2 separate regions of the Homo sapiens genome follow, and region 1 is linked to region 2. Evidence: chromatin loops called from intact Hi-C (ENCODE). Cell type or tissue: CD14-positive monocyte. All regions are shown on one strand. Links, peaks and the distances in the headings refer to the core of each region. The heading gives the core; the rest is flanking DNA.

What was found. Hi-C counts contacts between places; a loop is a spot of excess contacts. Peaks named below come from ENCODE experiments on the same cell type or tissue, not always from the same donor. Only the 100,000 strongest peaks of a DNase experiment are listed, where the experiment ranks them.
Region 1: it touches region 2 in a loop (6-fold over the local background); 2 of 110 quality-filtered maps call a loop at or near these places.

Annotation. Positions count from the first base shown.
Region 1 is chr2:239,602,224-239,611,087 of GRCh38, forward strand. No RefSeq gene overlaps it. Among named protein-coding and RNA genes, the nearest start is that of LINC02991, 28 kb to the left of the region's middle. In CD14-positive monocyte, for the core only: no CTCF peak of the experiment used is centred there; DNase peaks (open chromatin) are centred at 3,958, 4,318 and 4,728; H3K4me3 peaks cover 2,853 bases; H3K27ac peaks cover 4,999 bases.
Region 2 is chr2:239,496,422-239,505,285 of GRCh38, forward strand. It overlaps LOC124908011 (a long non-coding RNA gene), which reads right to left and starts at 290. Exons shown (of 2, transcript XR_007088272.1): 1 at 118-290; 2 at 1-15. RefSeq lists enhancers at 4,972-5,473, 5,474-5,973. In CD14-positive monocyte, for the core only: no CTCF peak of the experiment used is centred there; DNase peaks (open chromatin) are centred at 4,150, 4,690, 4,940 and 6,580; H3K4me3 peaks cover 2,657 bases; H3K27ac peaks cover 4,749 bases.

The DNA of each region.
Region 1 (8,864 bases), core at 352-8,351, 110 kb after region 2:
CCCTCCTTCCCTGGCCCTGTCAGTGTCTCTGAATCCCAAGCACCGCGACTCTTCCGAGTTGCTTCCTGAGAGGCCGTGTGCTGTTCTGCCATTGGCTTTCAGTTGTCAGTCATCTTTCAGCTGATGTTATAAAGGTGTTCACACCCTTGAACAGGAGCCTTTTGTGGTGTGTGGCTGGGGAGGGTGTGGTCCCTCAATGAGGCGTTTTGCATAACGGAGCTTCCTTAGACAACTCCACAGCAGAGCTGGTTCCCAGACTCAGCCCTTCCTCACTGCTCCTTCATTCTGAGGTGTTCAGGCAACACCCGCCGTGTCCCAGCCCTACCCAGGCCCCGGCATGCAGCAGCAAACCACCCACAAAATCACATTCCAGTCTGCGTGGAAGCGACGCTGGGCAGTAAGCAAAGAGCAGAGAGGCCCAGTGCAGGCTGCAGAGCATCCCGAAGGAAAGGGCAGCAGCCTGTGTTCCAGCACCCTCCCTGGGACGAGGCCTTCCTGTTAGACGCAGCGGTGAGGGGCTCCCTCAGCCTGTGGTCCAGCACCCTCCCTGGGACAAGGTCTTCCTGTTAGACACAGTGGCGAGGGGCTCCCTCAGCCTGTGGTCCAGCACCCTCCCTGGGACGAGGCCTTCCTGTTAGATGCAGCAGTGAGGGGCTCCCTCAGCCTCTGTTCCAGCACCCTCCCTGGGACAAGGTCTTCCTGTTAGATGCAGCAGTGAGGGGCTCCCTCCAGAGGGGACCTGTGAGCCCAGAGCAGAATGAAGCCGCAGCGTGAGCCCACGGAGGCCTGGGGGCAGGGGCAGAGGCCCCGTGGCAGGCGCATGCTTGGCTGTGGAGTCTGAGGACAGGCGTTGTGGCTGCCGAGGAGGGAAAGTAGGGAGGAGTCAGGGCCACACTGCAGGGCCTGGGAGATCTGAGAGGCGGCTGGGGATGGTATTCCAAGCAAGAAGGCGACAGCCACCGAGGGCTCTGAGTGGAGCATGGCTTGACCCGACCCATACCCCACGAGAGCTTTACGGCCACCATTCGGGGAATGGGCGGCTCCAGCCACCAGCACAGGGGCCTTTCCCCGGAGCTCCCACACCTCACCGTGCACCTGGGGCAGGGAGCCTGCTTTCATAACATACAGTCAATCACTAGAGAAATCAAATAAAAAAGCAGATCAGCCCCAATTGTTTTTATTATTAGATTCGACAGGTATAAAACCACATCTTCATGAATATTAAACCAAGACAATACAGAGAAAAAGAAATAAATTATGTTGTTTCTATAATAAATTATTGAAAGTGTGCAGGTCTGTGATAAATATAGAGTCACTCTTGTCACTCTCTGTCACTGAACAGGAAGTTAAAAGCGAATTCAGCATTTCTCCTTGTTAAAAGGTGTGGCCAGCAGCCTCTGAGATCGTGTAAGGGTCCCCACCTCCTGGCATTCACGTTCTTGGGCAATCCCTCTCTCCAAGTGTTGCCTGGACTACTTGCTTGTAAGGACTAGAATATGACAAATGCGATGGAATGCCACTTCTGTAACTAGGTTATGGGAGGATTCTGGCTCTGGTCTTGCTGCTACCTCTGATGGGAACCATCTACCATGCTGTGAGCTGCCCTCCGGACAGGCCCATGTGGCAAAGATCTGAGTGAAGCCTCCAGCTGTGGAGTCCATCCTCAGGCTCCACAGCCAAGCATGTGCCTGCCACGGGGCCTTTGCACCTGCCCCACAGGCCTCCATGCGCTCACTCTGCTGCTTCATTCTGCTCTAGGCTCCAGGTCGCCTCTGGAAGGAGCCCCTCACTGCTGCCTTCTAACCAGAAGACACTGTTCCAGGGAGGGGTCCTCAGAGCACAGACCACTTCCCTCTCCTTCAGGACATTCTGCAGCCTGGGGGAAGCCCAGGGAGAAACCGGGGTCCTTGGTCCAACAGCCCAAGGAACTGAATCCTCTGACCACCACATGAGTGAGCTTGGAGCAGCTCCTCCTTCACTTGAGCCTTCAGATGAGACACAACCATGGCCAGCGCTTGCCTGTAGCCTTGGGAGAGGCCCCAAACTTAGCTGCATCCAGATTCCTGACCTGGGAAACTGCACAAGAAGAAATGTTTGTTGTTTTAAGCTACTAATTTCTGGGGGGTAATTTGTTACACAGCCACAGATAACTAATACAAACATCTATGAACAAACCTATGTATGCCAACATTAATGGCTTTGAATACAGCAAATGAGCTCAGGTTTTAAGAATTGTATATTTACTTAGTCTATGCTGGTGATGATATACTGCTCATAGGGAATGATGTATATTAAACTGTTTAAGTGTCTTGTTTTAATAACATAAACAGAAATGAGCCTCAAAAATGCATGTTGATGGAAATAACAGAAGAGATTTTAAAGCACTTTCAGCATATATGGAATATTCATCTTAAACTTTTATCCAAAATAAAGAAAATAATGTATTTTCAAAATCCATACTGAATCCTTCATCATTAGCTAGTTTCACAATTTATTCTGTAGATTTTTAGTTACATTTGAAACATCTTTCCATGAAGGAAATGGACTCTGGGTCCATGAATTTCTTATGCATCGACCTCTTCTGGTAGAAAGCAAAATTCAGAAAGTTCTATCAAACTTCTCAGTCATTGGATGATAACTTTTTTTCGTGGATGTGAAATATCATGATCACGTCGTACTTCATTGACGGTTGTTGTTAAGTAGTAGAAATTATGTCACAATAATTGAAGAAACTTTATTCTTCCAAGCTTTTAACTTTTGCATTTGCCTTCAACTCTTAGTTGCCAAATGTGTTGTATTTCTTCTTTGCTGGAAAAAATATTTAAAATCCCAAAGGTGTCATACAAATAAGCAAGTTTGGCTGTACAAATATTTAAATCATTGGCACTTAATTGGTTTCTTATCTTTCAGAAGTATTAAGAGATCAATCTATATGTCAGACAATCTAGACAAAGATCTTCTCATTACCATTGCACTTCAGCTTGTAATAACAGTTGTTCTTAATCAACCTTCTATCGTTACAAAGAGATAAAGTTCAACATTAACACACAGCCTTAAAATAATACATATTGTAATATAAGTATACCATGCCCAACTACTGCAAAACACATAATTTTTACTTTGCTCCTAAGCATAATCTAGTTCAGTGGGGTTTTTTTTTTTTTCCTAAAGCAAGACTTTCTTGATGAAGGAAGCAGTGTGCTGATTTAGATCCCAGCGTTAGCTCCTTAAATTAAGCTCCTACTCCAAGCCATATTTGTTGACAATTCAATCCTTCATAGTTTTATACAGTTTAAAGCTAGTTGTATTTGTTGGCAATGAAGCTGAAAAAAATTTCTTCCTTCATATCAAGTTCAAATCACATACAGGCTCAAAGAATTGCCATGCTAGCAATATTTGTGTTATCGTCGAATTTTAATGAGAAATATTTTGCTAGCTTTACTTGCTCTGTGGATTGGTCTTCTATACCACCAGCCAGTTCATGCATATATTGATCTTTGGCATCGTTGGGAAGTGGTACTTGAGCCGCCTTCCTTGTCATGGATTCTGTCCACGTTTTCCTGAAAACATCTCTGATGCCATCTTTCCTTAGTGCGTCGGTGATTTTATTTGGTTTTCGCGACTCAAAATGCTGCTTTGTAAGAAACTCAGAAAGCACTAAGGTCTATGTGTAAAATATTGAACATCTCTCAGCTTCTTATTCTTTCAAAGAACACGCTTTGTTTTTGCATTTTTCCATGCTTTGTATATAACCACCACTTAAGCTTTGATAGTTTCACTGGTTCTTTAGCTACTCCTACATTTCCACAAATAACAGAACGTGGTTTTAGCACTTCCCCGTCAATGATGGCTGCAACACTGAGCTCAATGCATGAAGGATCATAGCTCTGAGCAACCTGCCCCACTCGTGGCTTTCTTCTTTTGGCATCACTTTCATCACTGACATTTGGTTGGCCATTTCCGCTGCATTTCAAAAAGGAGTCTCCTTCCTTGACAAATGTCCAGTGAAACTGATTGCACAATCACGTAGTAGAGCTAAAAATAATGATACAAATTTTACTTCCCTAATTTAGCTAAGAATGTTAAAGTACACATTTAAAAAATAGTCTTAATTAAGACTTAAAACAATTATAAAAGCAACAAATGGTAACAATAAATACATATTTGCATTTTTTCAGATATTTACATATTTCTTAGGTACAGTTGACAAACTAACCTGAAGATATCACACATCCTTGAATAGACATTTCTCCAAAGAAGATACACAAATGGTCAATCAGCACATGAAAAGATGCGCAACGTCATTAATCATCAGAGAAATGTAAATCCAACATGCGGTGAGATACCACCTCATACCCATTAGGTCGGCTACTATCAAAAACCAGAAAGTAACCAGTGTTGGTGAGGATGTGGAGAAACTGGAACCCTTGGACAGTGAGAGTGGGAATGTAAAATGGTGCAGCTGCTGCGGACACCAATATGACAGGTCCTCAAGAAATCAAAAATAGAATTATCATGTGATCCAGAAAATTCACTTCTAGGTATATACACCAAAGAATTAAAAGCAGGAACTCGAAGAAATATGTGTACACCCATGTTCCTAGCAACATTATTTACAAGACTTAAAAAACAGAAGCAACCCATGTTCATCAACCCATGAATGGATACAAAAAAATGGGGTATTTACACACTAGGGAATATTATTCAGCCATAAACAGGAAGAACCTTGAGGACATCACGCTAAGTGAAATAAGCCAGAGGCAGAAAGACAAATACTGTATGATTCCACTGACATGAGGTACTTAGAGTAGTTAAATTCACAGAGACCGAAAGGAGAATGGTAGCTACCAGGGACTGGGGGGAGGGGAATGCAGAGTTAGCGTTTAATGGAATCAGAGGTGTAGTTTTGCAAGATTAGAAGTTCTGGAGATGGATGGCAGTGATGATTGCACAACAATTTCAATGTACTTAGTGAAACTGAACTGTGCACTTAAATTAGTTAAGATAGTACATTTTATGTTGTGTATTTTACAATAAAAACATTTTTTAAAAAGTCACATGTTGTAACGTGGTCATACTTCATGTGACAATGGCAAGCCTCCTGCGTGTGCCAGTCCACGGGCACTGTTGGGTGAGGGTCCTCTGAGCCTGGACTTGCATGCAACACAGGGACCACAGTGCTGTGCATTTCTGGGGCTTCCTCTCACTTTGTGTGCTTTTCTCATCCTTAGGACACACCTTGCAAGTCCTTGGTCTTGGGGTGTGGTTGGATGGCATTGAGGTTCCTGTGAGGGTCACACTCATCATGTCCATTTGAGTCCTCCAAAGAGCAGATACCAAGAAAAGAAGCAAAAGATGGACTGAGGGCCATACCTGTGAAGGACGAGCGAGGGGACTGGAGGCAGCATTGCAGCAACTGTGACAACAAGGGCAGCTGCTCAGGTGCAGAGGGACAAAAGGAGAGAGCCCCAGAGTGGGACTGGGGCCCAGGACGAGAGGCACGGGGCAGCGAGGGGTAGGCAGCTGAGTGCAAATGTGTGGTCAGGACATGGACATGAGGGCTGAGCCACGAGATGGGCCTTGGGGAGGAAGGACAGAGAGACAGAGGAGTGAGGACAGGGAGAAGGTTGCTGGTTCTCAGCCTGCTGGCTGCAGAGAGGCCTGGACGGGCCCGTCAGACCACCGTGTCGGGTGAGCTGGCTCAGGAGGAGGGTGAGGAAACTGCAGGGCTGGAGATTAATCAAGGAGGCTGTGGCTGTCCGTCAGAACAGCTTCTAGGGTCACGCTGCGGTGATCAACCCTGCGTCGGAGGAGCCTAGGAGGTCGAAGGAGAGACGTCCGACAGAGGCCGAGGCTGGCGTGAGGGAGTGCTGGTGTGCGTTCAAGTCTGCGCGTGTGTCCCTGCGTCCCTTCCTCCTCCCTCTCTCTGTCTCTCCTCCCTCCTCCCTCCCTTCCTTCCCCCCCTTTACACTCCCTTTCTCCATTCTTCCTCTGGTCTCTTCTCTTTCTTTCTCTTCCTTCCTCCCAGCCCCATGCTTTCTTTCCCCAACTTCAGCAGAGGGAGTTTTTCACATGATTGCTCCTGGCAATGAGCGACTATCTGTAACTATTCAGCTACTAAATAAAAACAACACAAGCTAATCTGTAAAGATTAACACCGGAGGGTAACAGGGAAAGCGTGGTTATTGATGAAAAAAACGTTTTTTTCAAGAAGTCACTTCCCTAATCTCTTCAAAGCTGACCTTAGAATTCTGATCAGTAAGATTTACACTTCCCATTTATTTTGAACACAATAAAATACATGCTACATAAACTGCCAGGCATTTGAGTATTTATTTCCTTATTAATATTTAATAAAAAATTTAAAACTGTTGAGAGGTGTAGACATGCCGATGCTGTCTTTGAGAGCGCTGAGAAATCAGGGAAGAAGTGTTAATTATACATGAGGGGAGATGCTAAATTGACAATGAAACTACGATGAAGCTTCACTGCCCTGAAGACAAAAATCAATGAGATAGAAAAGAACACTTGGACACAGAAAAGCTATAAAGGTCCCCAGGACCAGACCAGGCGGGGCTTCGGCTGCAGAGCCCACCAGCCACATGCGAGCTGGGGGAGCAGGGCCGGGAACCCACACAAGTGAAACAGTGTCGCGCCCGGTCACTGCCTGAGGGGCCCTCTCCACGGAGAAGGACGCACGCAGCGCCACGTGCGGCAGACAATGAGTCTGCTGGCCACGGTGCCCTGAGTGGGTGCCCCCCATCCTGTCTGGGTATTGTCAGGGCTGCTGCCACACGTGCTTTCTGCCACCTAAAGCCGGTCACTACCATTTTATTATTAGATTGGGGCAAAAGTAATGGTAGATTTTGCTGTTGAACATAATGGCAAAAATCACACTTACTTTTGCACCAACCTAGTCATGACTTTTGGGGCATTGCTGAGTCAGAAACTCTGGGTTGGTTGGTGATGATCACGGCCATTGTCCAGGGCTTATGGTGATCATGAGTCAAATGGGGGAGTGAGTGAGAGGAACAGGACATTGATCTCTGAGACAGCCTGGTTCCCCAGGGCAGGGCCCGTCTGTGCCGCCCCGGCCCCAGCCTTGTTCTCGGTGTCTAATGCATGCCAGCGTGAAGTGGGAGTCTCGCCAGAAGGCTGAGGGACAGGTGGATGAGGGACAGTCTGATCACTGTGAGCCAGGCGTGGGAAAAGCGAGGCTGGGAGAGGAATAGCTGACGCAGGCCCCAGGCAGTCACGGCACTCAGCTTCCTGGTGGCCTGGAGCTGTGGGGGCTGATCTGCATTGAGAACAATGGCAGCCTTCACAGGAACCATCCACCTCCCCTCTTCTTAGGCAGGAGGTCCCCAAGCTCCACTGGCACCTGAATCCAGATGATGATATCCTGATGCCAGGTGATGATATCTTCCTGCGGTCGTCCTGAGGGAGCCACATACAGGTGCAGGGCTGGGCAGGAGCACGACCCGGGAGGAGACTTTCCCTGGCAGAGAGGCGGGCCTGAGATTTCTTCTGATCAGTGATATCCAGTCCTCTGGCCGGCAGGCAGTGTGCCCTCTCTGCTTGGCATTTACCGCGGCCTCGCCTGCTGTCTTCTGTGCGTGCCGCGTCTTCTCACCCCATTCACACCTAGAACCACGGTGCAGCGGATGTGGACAAGCAGCTGGCAGACGGAGCTGTTGCCATCAATTCTCTTCTCTGTAATAACTGCTCGGCATGGTTCCTAGACACCACGCAAATCAATGGAACCTGGATTGAGATTTCTAATGAATAATGTAAGGGTTTAATAAATTTCCAGAGTGCAAACTGGGCTGGCACTAGTGGGTCTGATTGATTTCTCCTTGAGATGCATGTCTGCACCCAGCTTCCTCTGTGCTCCGCGAGGCGCGAGGGATTGGGGGCCATCAGGGGCAGAGGTGCAGGCTCCGCTGGGACTTTGAAGCTGGGGCAAGGAGTAGGGCTCACAGTGTGCGAGGTGTCGGTCGTGCTCAGGGCCCAGATGGCCAGAGCCTGGCACCCTAAAAAACCCAGCTAGAGAAAGGACGTTCTGAATAGGTTCCCCCATAGATAAAGGGGTAGGGGGATGTCACAGGAGCCCTTGAAGGGACTGGGCTTCTCCATGGGGAAAGAGAAGACCAGCGAGAGGAGGGTGAACTTTCTCCCTTCCATTTCATCGAGGCCTCCTGACAACCCGGCAAGGTTGGATTTTGGTCCTGTTTCACAGATAAGCCCCAAGCTTTAGAGACTTTAAATAACGGTGTCAAGGTGGAATAATGAGACTGTGAGCCGGGGTCCATCGGCCCTGAAGCCTCAGTTCCTTGCTCAGCACAGCCCCCAGAGAAGAATGACCTTGATGTGGAGGTGATGGGTGGACATGGCAGGAGACTGTCACTGACCAGGCTGCAGGTGTGGATGCAGGGAGGCAGGGAGGAGGGGCCGCTTAGGAGGGATGGGTGCTTCTGGGCAGGTGTGAGCAGGTAGGGTGGGCCCTTGCTAGTGATGTGCCAAGGAAGCTGGATTCTTTTGGATGTCAGCTGCAGTCTTGGAACTCTTGGACCCTGAGGGACTTCTGGCACTGAGACCCTCAGGCTCTGAGAAGGATTGCTGTTTCCTTGGTGAGCAGCTCCCACTCACCTGTTAGCAGGAGCAGTGCATCCCCACAAGGGCTCGTACAGTCACATTGAGGCGGGGTGTGCCTCCTTGGCCCCGACAGCCCCAGCTGCTGTGCCCGGCACCCCAGCTGCAACCATGATCACACAACCCAGGGCTGCTTCCAGCTCTTGACTGGCTGGATATGGAGGGAGATGAGGCAGGCCTAACCCCAGGATCACCCACATGGCAAATCCCAT
Region 2 (8,864 bases), core at 427-8,426:
AGGCACGTTGGGCTCCTGTAACAACCATAAAGAAAAAACATGGTCATGCTCAGTGCCTGATCCAGGGAGGAGCTAGAACAATGGAAATCATTACAATTATGGGTTAAGATTGCTCACAGATGTACCAGTGGGCCAGGCAGGCAGCTCGTAATGTTCTTGTTGAAACCTGTGCGAGGAATAAGTGCCTGTCCTCCTAGGAAAAGGCTCACGGTTCTTCGACCACAGTAAAAAATTAACCAGAATCATTTAAATCCATTCCAGTTGATCAACAGCTTTCTGCCAATACACAAAATCCAGTCAATCAGTGATAGCCCCACTCTCCTGAAAGCCAGCCAATCAGGGACAGCCCCACCCTTCTGAAAGCCAGCCAATCAATGACTCCTCACCATTCTGAAAGCCAGCCAATCAGTGACAGCCCTGCCCCTCTGAAAGCCAGCCAATCAATGACATCCCTGCCCTTCTGAAAGCCAGCCTATCTGTCACAGCCCTGCCTTTCTGAAAGTCAGCCAGTGTCAGCCCCGGCCTTCAAAAAGCCAGCCAATCCGTTACAGTCTCACACTTCTGAAAGCTGCCAATCAGTGACAGCCCTGCCCTTCTAAAAGCCAGCCAATCAGTGACAGGCCTGCCTTTCTAAAAGCCAGCCAATCAATGACAGCCCTGCTCCTCTGAAAGCCAGCCAATGAATGACAGCCCTGCCCCTCTGAAAGCCAGCCAATCAGTGACTGCCCCACCCTTCTGAAAGACACCTCATCAAAATAGCCTCACTTTGGTACCTGGGATGCCACCGCTGAAGGTGGACCAGGTGTACCCTCTCTAAGACTGGCTCTTCCCTGGGGTGGAGGACCCCTGTCTCTCTGGCTTAGCAAACCGTCATTAGGGCTTCTGCCTGGGCAGAGCTGTTTCATGCCGAGGACTCACTCCAAGAAGCTCCTGCCTGGGGCAGGAAGCAGTTACTTGGCGGTGGCAGGTGTCCCTGTGTGTGATGGGACTGACCTCAGTGTGGGGTCTCTGAGCTGTGGCCCAAAGGAGGAGAGTCCACAGGGCCAGAGTACCGAGAGGCGAACTCCTGTCCGTGGGAACGCCTATCGTGGGCTCCCCTTCATGAATGTACAAGGCGAACAGTGTGTCCGGCCCTGCCCCTGCGTCCTGATGGCCAAGGTCAGGGCTCTTTCCCCGTCGGCATGGCCTCTCCCAGGCAGCGGTGAAATCACCCAGTGGAGGGTGGTGGGTCTCCTTCTGAACACCCTGCTTTGTGAGGACACCCATCAGGTCAGGTCTACTAACTTCAAGTCTGGGCAAAGGACAAAGCACAGGTGGTCAGGAGGACCCCATAAGAGCCAATACCAATCCAAACTGCCCTGAACGCACACCTGCTCTGCCTTGACAGTTTGTAGACAGCCTCCCCACACCCTCCGTTTCCACACAATTACTTTCTGCACATCAGTGCCCCTGAGAGGGTGGTCCAGTGACCGAGCGGGCACAGTGGCTGCAGGGAGAAGTGGCGGGGCCCAAGCCTTCACTGTCATTGTCGTGTAGCTCCCGTGGGGTGTTTGTGGTGGGAAACACAGTAAGAGACTCGAGTCTTGCTGAGAGTGAGGTCTTAGAAGTGTCCGACCTCTCCTGTGGCATCCCAGCAGAATTCCTACGGAGGTGCTGTACTTAAGGTCTTGAGTGGCCCCTGGACCGGCCTCCACACAAAAGATCTTGACATGGTCCGTCATATTCCCATTGCTTTTATCTTGACGACAGGCCCATGACATCTGTGCCACTAACCTGGAGCCTTCCCCTGTCTTCAGCTGCCTCCTCCCAGCACTCTTCCAGGGGATACCACCACCTGCCCTCCTACATCCCAAATCTGCAGTGAGGGTCCAACCAGGCAGTGAATTCCGAGTCTTCTGCAGCCAGCCCAGGGCAGGCTCAGCTCCTCTGACTTGGCCACATCCAACTTTCCCAGATCATAGTTCCACATGTGACGTAAATGTAAACAATTGGAGGACTTCGGGGAGCTGGCTCTGCTCGGGGCTCCCCTGAGTTGTGGTCCACAGAGACAGGGCAGCAGGTCACTTGGCTACTGATGATTGGTCCACACAAATGCAAATTTAAAGGGCAGCCTTCATTATTTCACTAAATGGTAATGATCAATGCGTTGATGGTGATGTTCAGTTCCGCGTGTGTTTGTGGAATATTTGCCATGCATGAGGCCTGCACTGGGTTCCGAGGACAATCTGGGCCGGACTGCAAAGGGAGGTGGGGCCACACCAGTTCGAGGACAATCTGGGCCAGACTGCAAAGGGAGGTGGGGCCACACCGGGTTCCGAGGACGATCTGGGCCGGACTGCAAAGGGAGGTGGAGCCACACCGGGTTATGAGGACAATCTGGGCCGGACTGCAACGGGAGGTGGAGCCACACCAGGTTATGAGGACAATCTGGGCCGGACTGCAAAGGGAGGTGGGGCCAGGTTCAAGGAAAATGAACGCCGAGTGGGACCGTGTCTTGCTCATGTTCAGGCTGGAAGATGTTTGTGCCTGTCAGGAAGGGAAACCTGAACTACACGGAGGGGGATGACACGGGGGCTCTGAGGGTTGAACCCCGGTGGCTGGACCACAGGAGAGCTTTAGGGAAAGTCAAGAAAGCAGAGGCAGGCCCTGCTCACCGCACAGCAGTGGTGTGGGCACGACGGCCCAGGGGCCATCTGCTCTGGCCTGTTTGCATGGGAATGCATGAGGACATAAACAGCCCGATTCCATGGGAACAACACAGGTGGAGGAGGTCGACATGGGGCCGTCCCCTTGTCCCCTTACATCTCCAGCTGGGTGAGCTGCTGGCCTGGCCGGCAGGGCAGTGGCTCCCGGCCTCTGACGTCCCCCGGCCATGGCTGAGGCTTCCCAGTTCTTGGGTTTACGTGGAAGGATCCTGAGTCTTTAGTTGCGTAGAGGACTTGGAGCTTAGAAGAATGGCAACTGGTGTGGTGCTTCGTTGGTCTTGGTTTCCACAGCTCTGATGTAATTCTTTGGAATTGGGTGGGAGTCAGCACAAATCCAATGGGGACGAGTGGTGGTTTGGCCCAGAGCCACCTGGCTCCACCGGCACTGCTCTCGGGCAGATTCAACAGCAAAGCGTCCGGGAGAAAGCCTGGCTTTTCATTATTCTGGTGACCCTGACTGAGTTTCCTTCCTTGGGTGAAGGTGAGGGGGTCTCAGCTTTCCCATCGGTGGCCCAAGGATGCTGGGGTTGGGAGCATGGGAGTTCTGTTCCAGCTGTGAAATGCTCCTTCTCCGCGTCTAAGGCCAAATGAGGCTCTGGGATAGCAGGAACCAACTCAGAGTGCACTGCAGGTTTAGAGCCAAGATCTGGATGAAGAAGAGTGGCTTGGACCCTCATTTCTTGGAAGGCACGAGGCAGCGGAGGCCAGCATCTCTCCAAGTGTTTGGGGTGGGGTGTTCTGAGCCTGGAGCCTCTTCCCAGCTTGGGTGGGTGGCAGAGAGTAGGATGAGAGGAAGGACCAGGGTGCTGTGCCGGTCCCCAAGGTTCTGTGGGCTAGGGACCTCTTGCTTCTCCCTTCTCTCCTTCTAGGGTTTCAGTCTTTGATCAGCCCACAGTGGGTTTCGGACTGCAAGCTGCCTGTGATGAGTTGCTGGCTACAGCCACGTGGAGCTGCGGGAGAAGGACCAAGGCTGAACAGCAGCCAGCACATTGGCCTTTTCAGCTTGATCTTAATTTGTCAGAAAATGCTCCCTTCTCACCCTCAGCATTTCATGAGATGCTGAAAACCTGATGCCCTAATGTAGTGGATTGCAATTATTCTAAATTAGGCAGAAAAGCACATTTCAGAGAGTTTCTCCCCATCTGTCTAACTTGAAGTTTCTGCTGTTTGTAATGAGTCATTTCTTCAGCACAGACTCCTGGACCGAGAGGAATTTTCTTATTTCATCTTTGCTTTTCCATTGTGTAGAAGCTTGAAGCCTCCCGCTCCTCTCCCAGGGCCAGAGCTTTGGCTCTGAGGACGGACTGAGCGTCCTCAAAGCCACAGGCTCATAAACAAGACCGAGGACGAGGAAGTCCTGAGATGGGCAGTCAGGGCAACAGAGGGCAGGAGGAGGTGGCTGATGTTGAGGCAGACGCAGGAGGTGCTGGCATCTCTGCTCCCAGTTCCCACCCTCGTGTCACACACCAGCTTTTACTAGTGACCACAGAGCCATGCTTCATGCTCTGCTTACAAGTGACAGAACTTGTTGCACCCAAAGGGAAACTTGGCAAGGTCCCTGCTGTCCTCTCTTCATCCTGGGGAGGCGTGGACTGAGGCACCTGCTCCGGTCACTCTGCTGGACGTGGTGGGCATGAGGCATGGCCTCAGGGACCCTTGGACTCCATTGCCTCCCCTGTCGGTGGGGGCTACTTTCAGGCTGTGGCTCAGGAGGTGGTTTAGGGTTAACTCTGCTCATGGACCTGGGATCGGGGAGGCACAGGGGGCCCAGCTCTGTGGGCATTTGCTGATAGTGTCTCAAAATGCTCTGTAAGGTCCACTAAGATTTGTCTTGAAGCCACGTTAAAGCATTTTTAAGGTGGAATTCACATAACATAAAGCGAACCCTTTTGCAGTGTCAATTTCAACAGCATTTAGTACATCCTCGGTGTTGTGCAACCACCATCTCTGTCAAGCTCCGAAACAGTTTCATCACCCCCAGAGAAAACCCCGTCCCCATTAAGCTGACTGGAAGCCACTTTTGACTTCCCTCTTGAACCTTCAGGCACAGAAAATGAAGAAATTCCCCTCAGTGGTGGTCAAGGGTGAGGGTGGGTCAGGGAGGGCTCTCAGGGGGCTTCCGAGCCTGGAGCCTCTTCCCAGCTTGGAGAAGTGCCCCGGGCGGCTCACAGCACCACTGACTACCTGGTTTGACACAGAGACTGCACGGGACAATGCTACAAGCGTGACTTGGAGTGTTCGTAGATTCTCCCTTCCTCTATTCAGCTGGTGGCTACGTGACCTTGAGCAAGTTACCTAACTTCGTGAAGAAGGAACTTCTAAGAATACTTCCCTGCAGGCTGAGGTGGGGCCCACATGGGCATCGCGGGTGAGAAGAACCTGCAGGCTCTCGGGAAATTGCCTTCTCCATCCTCCTTGAATGGCTCTGACTCCGGTTTGGAGGCGGGCAAGGAAGGCAGATAAAGAGGGAGTTCTGGGTTGGATTCTCTTTCTGTTTGGTGCCCTCCGGTGAGCTAAGGACAAGGAGACAGGATGGGACCAATGTTCTCCTGGACGTGGGACTGAGGCTGCTCCTCCAGTGTGGGGAGTGGGAGATTGGTGTTGTAACAGGGGGAGGGGCAAGGGAGGGAGAGGGGTAGGAGGGACAGCTGGAGAGAGAGAGGGCCTCAGGTCCTGGTGACACCAGACCCCATTGGAATGGCTGCTGCAACCTTCTTGGTCCGGGGTGGACTGGTCTGTGTCCCTGTTTATATGTCGTGCAAGCCTAGCCCTGCTCCACCCTCTGTGGGGAGGGCCCTTTGTGGCCACTGGGCCGATGGCTGCAGAGCCCCCCAGCTGCAGCCCTGCCCAGCTCCTTCTGCTCCAGCACTTCCACAGTGCGGCCACTGTAGGGTGCAGCCATTGAATGAATGAGTGCGGGCAAATCCGCATCGACAGCTTGCTGATTTGAACCGAAATCTGGGCTACAGGTGAGAGAGGCAAGAATCCAAGGAAAGGATGGAGACCAAGAGGCTTAGTGAGGTGGCCAGTGGGGGCGTCTGAGTTGGATGGAAGCCGCGTGACTGACCCAGTTCCTGAGGCTGCGGGGCAGGCTGGGCTCATGGGGAAGGATCTCATTGCTCATTCATGCCTTCAGGACCCTCTCCTGTGGCCTGAGCCTTCAGCAGCTCTGCCGTCTGCCAGATGCCAGACCCTGGTGTGTACCTTATCATGTCCTCAGGCCTCCGCGGTGCCCGTCTCTCCATCTCGTGGCCCAGGCCTCCGTGGTGCCCATCTCTCCAGCTCATGGCCCAGGCCTCCACAGTGCCTGTCTCTCCAGCCCATGGCCTAGGCCTCCACAGTGTCTGTCTCTCCATCTCGTGGCTCAGGCCTCTGTGGTGCCCATCTCTCCAGCTCATGGCCCAGGCCTCCGCTGTGCCTGTCTCTCCATCTCGTGGCTCAGGCCTCCACTGTGCCTATCTCTCCAGCCCATGGCCTAGGCCTCTGCAGTGCCTGTCTCTCCAGCTTGTGGCCCTGGATGCTGGTGGTGCACACCTGGCAGCGTGCCCGGCCCATGGGGAGCTCAGCAAACCCTTGCCAACAGGCGGTGGGTTCCCAAGGGATCCAGCGATCGGATGAGTAAATGAGAGCCTGCAGAAGCACTGCCACCCTTGCCTTTTCTTTTTGGGTCATCGAGGTGGCAGCCCATGTGTTGATTCTGCAAGCGTAGACACAGCTCTTGAATAATCACATGGAATCGCTTTACCCAGAGAGGCCCAGACACCTGTGGGAGGCCAATCCAGCTTCCCGCCAGAGGCCACTCAGAGGTGCTCATGTGCCCTCGGTTTGGGTGCCTTCCAGCATCCAGCCCACAGGAAGGGGAATTCTAAGTGCCTGCCGGTCACCCTGGTCTGCACTTACTGGCATCGCTCTGATTTGTTGCATGGGGTGGGGAGGAGCCAAAGACAGCATTGGAACAGGGGACGGACCAAGCCTCCACCCTGGTGGCCTTTCTCCTGTGTGGGAGGCAGGCTCCCTCTCCGTTTTCCTCCTTCCCGGAAGCTCTCGAGGGCAGGACTCATCTGCTCAGCTCACGGCGGCAGCTCTGATGCTGGAACAAGGCCTGGGTAGATGGATGGATGTTTTCCCAGTGGGGGTCTCTGAAGCCTACCTTATTCCATCAAGAGCAGGACCAGCCTAGATGGGCTATGTTGGCTGCAGGATGCACAGAGGACAGAGACTGCCCCAAAGGGAGAGGGAAGGCAGAGCCAGGACCAGCCTAGATGGGCTATGTTGGCTGCGGGATGCACGGAGGGCAGAGGCCGCCCCAAAGGGAGAGGGACCAGCCTAGATGAGCTCACCCGTGGTGGGAGGGTGGCGTCTGATGGGGGTGGGTGGAAATGGCTCATCTTGGCATCCATGCAGCAAACCCCACAGCCCAGGAACCCCAGAGGGGAAGGGACAGGTGTCCAGTGTCCACCGGGATGGCAGGAGTGGAGCTGGGGTGCCGGGCAGGGAGGTCCACAGAACTCCATGTGGGGCTTCATCCTCAGTCCCTGGGCCCCTTTGGTGCCCACCCCTGCTGGCCCCCTGACTGCACGCAGCTCATTGAGGAAGGCAGGGTGGCAGACTCGTGGCGTGTGGTGCTAGAACAGGCCCCAGATACCCACAGAACACGCCTCAGAGAGGCTGCAGACCTGCCCACAGCCACACCGCCAGACAGCTGGCCCTCCACTCTAATCTTCTGACCCCACTATGCCCTCCTGCCCACACGGGCCTATGTCTTGGGTTTCTTTGATAGAGAAGAAAATTCTCCTAGGATACAAGAGCCTCAACATTTTAAAGATTTTCTGCATCTCAAAAGCGTAGGCTCCTTGCTGGGCAAGGTGAGCCTCTGTGAGTCCTCATAGGACCGAGCAAATCTGATTCACCCCAGAAAATCCAATATCGAAGCTGAGCTTTGGCCTGAGCGGGTTCCATTTCCTCCCCAGATCCTATTTAGGAAGTGTCTCCTGACAACCTCCAAAAGGTGCTAACATGCAACGTTCTGAAGGGTTATTGCTCAAAAACAAGATTTTCCTTGTGGTCAAGACTCTGCGAGCCTCGAACACGATGAATCCGCTCGAATGGGCTTGGGCTTTGCCCGGGTGGCGCACGCTCACACGCTGGAAGCACAGCTTTGACGATCTCCACACACGCACAGGCACACACGCCACAGATGATGCCGGCTCATTCTCAGGGGGTGTCTAAGTTCTGCTTTAAATATTTACCCCCTAATTGTACAAACAATAGGGGCATGAGCCTGGTACTCGATAAATGGGGACTTCCTTAAAAGGACGCCTGCTATCTTTGACATTTTACAACAAAGCTTTTACTGTTGAAGAGCGATTGCATATAGAAAAGCCTCTTCCTGGCGGTCACAGCAAGGTGAACTTTTGGGACACAGCCACAGACAGGGAGAAGGCCTCTGAGAAATCCAGACAGCGGTCCCAGAACTCGAGCATTCGGCCAGAAAAACGGCCACTCAGGGCAGTGCTGACCTGTGCTGCAAGGAAAGGTAAATTTTCCGCCTTCACAGATCTGTTTTCCTGTCTGTTATTTCTCCCTGGGAACCGCCAATTCTGTTCTTGTTTCTCAAGACGGCCTTAGTGGAAGCAGCACGAGGTCATGGCCTCTGCATTAACAGAGGCCACCTGCACAGAAGACGCCACGGTGGCAGGACCTTGGTGTCCTTAGAGCCCTAGACACCAGGCCAGAGCCTTCCGGGGGCCCCAGGCCGGTGGGGTGCCACTGAGTGTTTAGCAACCAGCTCTCCAGAAGAAAAAGGGCCTGGTTTTTACCTTGTGCCAATTTCTGTAGTGTAAACACTCCCACCACGGCAGGTTTCAAGCCACCCACGTGAGCTCACTTGGCGTGGAGTTGGAAAGAGACACCCGTGATCCATTCCTGCAGGCGGTGGGAGCTGGCACCGGCATGCCACAGCAGGCTGTGGGTTTGGAAACTCGAGGACTGTGTGCTCCTTTTGAAAAGAAGTCCTTACTTCTCCCAGGTGAGGCCTGTCACCCCAGTTATCAGTGATCTGAGAGAACTCGAGAGCATGTGTGTGTGAGTGTGTGTGTGTGAGAGAGAGAGAGAGAGCGAGAGAAAGAGAGAGAGAAAGACAGAGAGCTAGAGTCTGAC